Regions from separate parts of the Homo sapiens genome. Here region 2 is linked to region 1. A link is a loop called in an ENCODE intact Hi-C map of the cell type or tissue named here. Cell type or tissue: PC-3. All regions are shown on one strand. Links, peaks and the distances in the headings refer to the core of each region. The heading gives the core; the rest is flanking DNA.

Region 1 (2,921 bases), core at 214-2,713:
ATAGATCAGGCTTTTGGTATGGTATCTAAGAAATCTTTGCCTAACATAAGATCACAAAGACTTTCTCATATGCTTTTTTTCTAGAAATTTTATAGTTTTGTGTTTTACATTTAGGCCTATGATCTACTTCAACTTTTGTGTATGTTGAGAGGTAAGGATCCAAGTGCTAGATAGATGGATAATGACAATAGTTCCTGCACCATTTCTTGAAAAGACTACCCTGCCTCCACTGAATTGCCTTTGTGATGCTTGCTTTTTTCAAGCATAAATTTTCCATATTTATATGGGTCTATTTCTTTCTTTTTTTTTTTTTTTTTTTTTGAGATGGAGTCTCGCTCTGTCACCCAGGCTGGAGTGCAGTGGCGCGATCTTGGCTCACTGCAAGCTCTGCCTCCCGGGTTTATGCCATTCTCCTGCCTCAGCCTCCCAAGTAGCTGGAACTACAGGCGCCCGCCACCTTGCCCAGCTAATGTTTTGTATTTTTAGTAGAGATGGGGTTTCACCATGTTAGCCAGGATGGTCTTGATCTCCTGACCACGTGATCCACCAGCCTTGGCCTCCCAAAGTTACAGGCATGAGCCACTGCGCCCGGCCCTATATGGGTCTATTTCTGTACTCTCTGTTCTGTTTCAGTAATCTGTGTGACTGTTGCATCGCAAGTATCACATTATTTTGACTATTATAGCTTTATAACAACAGGAATTTTTTTATCTTCACAAATAAAACATTAACAACTACCTATGCAATCTTCCAATACTGAGATATTCAATAGGGAACTGAGAGAGAGAGAGAGAAGGGAGAATTTGGGAAAGAGAATAGGGTGGAAGGTGGGTCTTTGAATTGTTTTGCTTTTAGGAATAGTTAAAATATTAAGTAGCCTATTACAGTGTGAATAGAGCAAGTTTTCAGCTAAACTTTCTAACAGAATCTACATTTGATTCTTCTCTCTCTGTAGAGAGGCTTACATTCATTTGGAGGGGAACTAATCCCGTGACTTCTAGGTTATCTCTTAGTTTCTTCTCTGGAATGACATTATTGGCAGACACTAAAGGACTTAAGGGAGAGCGGCATTTGTCTAGAATATAAAAGCCAATTTGTAATTTCCATATTAGTAGTGGTGGATGGAGAATTTTCACAGGCAAATCAAACGATCACATAATCCCCAAACCCCTTTTCAGCTGTAGTTATTTACTTCTTTATCCATTTATTCTAACTTTGCAGGCTACCTGAGAAGTTGTATAGATTCTTCCAGAGTGAACATGTCACTTAAATATGGATTAGAACATGGCTTCTGCTGTGATTACCTTAGGGAGATGGGACCTATTGGTACATTACAAAGTGTCTGGAACAGTTAACAAGAAGAAGCTTATTTGAGGTGGCTGCTTTCCATTTTACTAAAGCAAAAGGCCTTTAGAAAGCCAACAACTTTACTCAGATTAAAGATGGGATTAATTTCTCCTTATGCAGCTAAATACATAAGCAGTGCATGTAAATATTTAATAAATATAAAAGAGCTCTTATAAACACAAGTCAATAAACAACTTCAATAAAGTACAGGAAAACAATATGCATTTTGCTTGGTATAGTGTTTTCTTTACTCAGGTTAACAAACAATGATCTCATCATTAGCAGCAAGATAGTGGAGAGACCATCAAAGCAAACTACAGCAGAGTCCAGATTGATTCGTGCCAAACAAATGTTTGTAGCTAACAGCTGTATTATCACTCATTCTAATTTACGCAGCTGGGGTTCTTTTATTTCCTAAGTGAGATAAATGTCATGTTGCATGATACAAGCACCATCTCTACTGCTTGAGTCATGAATCAGGTCAGCTCTCTCCTAGTTAGCTTCACCCCTCATTTTAGGTTAGGGGAGGTGGCTTGCTACAGTTTTAGCTATAAACAGCTAATAGGCCTTTTTCTAAGGTTGTGTGAGTCCATTCGTGAATCATTCAGTATTTTATTTAAAAATACCAGTTTGAATGTCATGAAAATATTGAAAAAACCAGTTTCATGTGGAAAAACCTTTGGTTGTGTAGGTTTTAAACTATTAGCATAAAACTTCTCTTTTTAAAAAATTCTTAAAACTTGAAGACTGAAGAATAAGTATGGTATAGTCTCTGCCTGCTGGATGAGATTCCATGATTTATTCTCTAACTATGCTAAGTCAAAGATTCTGCAGTTAGCTTTCTCCCCAAAACTCAGGCTGAGTTTGAGCAGGTCCTAAGGTGTTGATCCCTTTAGCTCACCTAGTTAATGGGACATAGAGTACTTTTGGCTTGACTACTCCATGCTTTTTCCTATCAAAGCAGACCAAGACAATCAAAACCTTGATTTTTAAAGCTTACCTGAAATAGAGTCTTATGTAACAAAAGGATGGCTAAGTGTACAAGGCAGTTGAACATGTTAGTGGTAGATGATGCATTTAACTGTCAAAATGCTACTCACAGCAAAGGGGAACCAATTCCCAGGAGAAGGTCTGGAGAAGAGGAGGGAGAAGAGCCTGAGGCTTGGTGTGCACATTCTGAGACCAGTCCTGGCTCTGCCACTCAGTGGGTGCCTGTTTGCAAGTCATTTCTTGACCTCTGTGAGTCTTGTCTTGTCTTTTTTTCCAATTATAAAATAGAATAATAATTCCTGCCTCCCAGTTTTGTCATGAAGATTAAATAAAATAATGTTTGTGAAAACAAGTAGACAGAATAGGTGCTCAATCAACAATAACATTAGCTGGACACGATGGCTCACGCCCATAATTCTAGCACTTTGGGAGATCAAGACCAGAAGATCGTGTGAGCCCAGGAGTTCAAAACCAGCCTGGGCAAGATGGCAAGCCCCAGTCTTTGCAAAAAAAAATAAAAAATAAATTAGCCAGGCTTGGTAGTGTGCACCTGTAGCCCCAGTTATTCAAGGGGCTGAATGGCG
Region 2 (2,921 bases), core at 322-2,821, 66 kb before region 1:
AGTAAGTTTCTTATTTATATTATTTCTACTACCTTTGGCCTAATAGAATATAGATCTTTAATTTAAAGTTACATCTTAGCAGAGGAGACGGGGAACAGCCATAGATGTTGAGAGGAAAGGTTCAAGTTTTTTGCCCTGTCAATTATTTGTGGTGTGAACTTGGATTTACATCATAAACTTTAGCTTATTCCTTTAGACAGGAAATAATGCCTACATCGTAGATTTGTTATCTAGATGAAATGAAATGGTGAAAGTTCACAGTACATAGTGGGCCCCTCATAACGTTCGTTGTATCTGAATTACTTACTGAATGTGTGTTATCCATGTACTTTGGGTTAGAGGAAATTCTGCTCCCTAGATTATCTGTCTGCAGGTTGTTTTATGATTCATCGTATAGTTGGACCTGAGTAAACGTGTTCTATTAGCACAGCTCTTGAGAAAGAATGTACTTATCAAACAATTCTGCCTCTTCAGCTGTGGATTCAGAGAGCCAGTGCTTTCTTTGATGAAGGCCACTTCGTCAGAATATGCAGAGAGGTGTTCTGTTGGCTTCTGTCAGGCAGGTGTGGTTGCTTTGGCTGGAATTCTTTAAGACACACAAATTGCCTCTCTGATATTTTATACAATTAGAATATAAAATATATTATCTTTGGAGCATATTCATAGTAGGTATTCAATAAGTGCTTGTGAATGTTGTTCCCAAATTTTATTATTAGAACCGTGACTGTTGATTTCCCCCACCACAGTACTGAACACTTATTTCAAGGGCAGGGGGCTGATTATCATTTACTTTTTTATATCTTCCAATGCCTAGCACAGTGCCTACCATATAATAGGTGACTAAGAAATGATTGCAAATAAAGGAAGAATTAATGACTTCTAGGGAGCTAGGACAAACATGCCAACTTCCTCTCCTTTTGCATGTGACTCCCCTCCCTTTTTGTTCTCTTCTTTTCTCTTTTCAGCTCCTCCCTTCCTCTTAATAATCAATGTTGTGAGTCACTTAACTAGCCCTAACTCACCTTTTTAGAAGACAATATTTCTTTCCTCTCTTCACAAAAATGAAAGGTGACATGTCTCTATTATAAAGAAATGGCCTCAGCAACTTCTGGAAAAACTCTAGTGGTTAATCAGTTACTTTTTATTTAAATATATATGCTTAATGCTGAATTACATTGTAAAACTCCCAAGCTGATTTATGGTCTCAGCCTGCCTTAATTAACATCGATTCCAGGGGGATAGTAAATGGGAATGGCCTTCACAATTGAGGTTGAACAATGAACTCTCTGGGTGTTGTCCAATTTGTAACATGATTTACATGGAAGCAAGCCCTTCCTTTCCCGGGGTTATCCCTTTTTCATCTGGTGTTTAGGACGGGTTATATATAATCCATAGATAGGAACATTTGCTGTCAAATACTTTTGCTGATTTAGAGCTAGGCCACAGAATGGTCACTATTAATAAAGAAGGAGAAAAAAAAAACTAATCTGAGACTTTGCAGGGATTCCAGGTTCTTGCTATGTGTCATCGCTTGTCCAGTCTGTGGCGGTTTTATGAAGTGGCCATAATGAAAGTCAGATTAAATGCACAGGATATATACATTTAATCAACAGCCATTGGAGTCTGTGGTGCTGGAAGAGTTATAAGAGCCCCATGAATGCAAACTTATTGCAAAAGAATTCAAGGGGTGGGGGAATGAATGTCTGCTGAATGGTACTACCTGACACAGGACACCAAAAAACTTTCCAGAGTGAATGATTTAAGTGTAAGGTTTGGCTTGTAAAGCTGCCAGCTGCTTGGTTTCAAAACTTGAAACGTTTCCAAAACATTGGATGAGGCACTTTATATGTGCACTAGAGTAAATACTCTGGTTTTACTGCCAATTTAAATGTGCTCAGTTTACAGTAATGAGCTTGTATAGGCATTACCTTGTTTATAGAAAGTGGAACAGGAAGAAATGAACATTAACCATTACCAGTAGCAATTCCCATTGCCTTCTACCACAATATTGATGGCAAGTTTAATTTCTTCCAATTTGGGACTGTGTCACAACTGACATTGGTGTGTATTTGGCTTTAATGTCATGTTGCTTCAGCAGAGGAACACATGCTGTGATTCAGCTTGCCTCTGTCAAGGCTGATCAGACCAGTTAGTTGTTTCTTACTGTTTTTCCTAAAACAGATGTCAAGAGACAGATATGGGAATTCTGGGACAGTAGAATAGGTAGGTACCCTGATTACACGTAACTGGGTCTGTTTTAGCCAAGTCTGTTTTCTACAAATGGATCACTCATGGGAGCCATTTATTTTCCCTTAAAAATTATTTGGGTGTGTTTTTATGCTGTACATGAAAGCAGTGGCCTCTGTCTCTTGGGATGACTGGCACAGAAATATCCTTATCCCTGGGATAAGGCTATTTGACTCCTTGGATCATCTCCTAGAGATAGGAAGATACTTAGACTGAAAGACATAATTTACTTGGCCTGGAGAAGAAAGAAAATACAGAAATTTAAGGAGACTCCAGCAAATACAATGCCTAGAATAGAGAAGACACTGAGTAAATACTGTTGAAAGAGATAAGAAAGGAAGGGAAGGAAGTAGGGAGGGAGGGGAAGAGGGTGTTAGTAGGAAGAGACCAGGGAAACCCATAGCTTAAGAGACATATCCCATGATTTCAGAGATGTAGATTTCAAGAGGCAGGAAGATAGAGAAAAAAAGAAGGGGAAGGCCCCACGGGGGAAAACTGAGTTTAACAGATGTTAGCAAACTTGGACAGAGACACATTAATCTCAAGGGAGATAGATTACGATGTGTGTTACTAAAAAAAACACAAAGTGTGTCTTTTTGAGTTCAACTGATATCAAAGTCCTTTTTATACATTGTCTAGGTGGATCAAAGACTGCTGGTTGCCAGGGACCTCTT

Evidence for each region. Hi-C counts contacts between places; a loop is a spot of excess contacts. Peaks named below come from ENCODE experiments on the same cell type or tissue, not always from the same donor. Only the 100,000 strongest peaks of a DNase experiment are listed, where the experiment ranks them.
Region 2: a loop joins it to region 1, with 5 times the contacts of the local background. A loop is called at or near these places in 1 of 110 quality-filtered maps.

What each region holds. Positions count from the first base shown.
Region 1 is chr15:57,971,833-57,974,753 of GRCh38, reverse strand. All of the region lies in intron 7 of ALDH1A2 (aldehyde dehydrogenase 1 family member A2), which reads left to right. Among named protein-coding and RNA genes, the nearest start is that of ALDH1A2-AS1, 92 kb to the left of the region's middle. In PC-3, for the core only: no CTCF peak of the experiment used is centred there; no DNase peak of the experiment used is centred there.
Region 2 is chr15:58,037,813-58,040,733 of GRCh38, reverse strand. All of the region lies in intron 1 of ALDH1A2 (aldehyde dehydrogenase 1 family member A2), which reads left to right. Among named protein-coding and RNA genes, the nearest start is that of ALDH1A2-AS1, 26 kb to the left of the region's middle. In PC-3, for the core only: no CTCF peak of the experiment used is centred there; a DNase peak (open chromatin) is centred at 1,773; H3K27ac peaks cover 2,219 bases.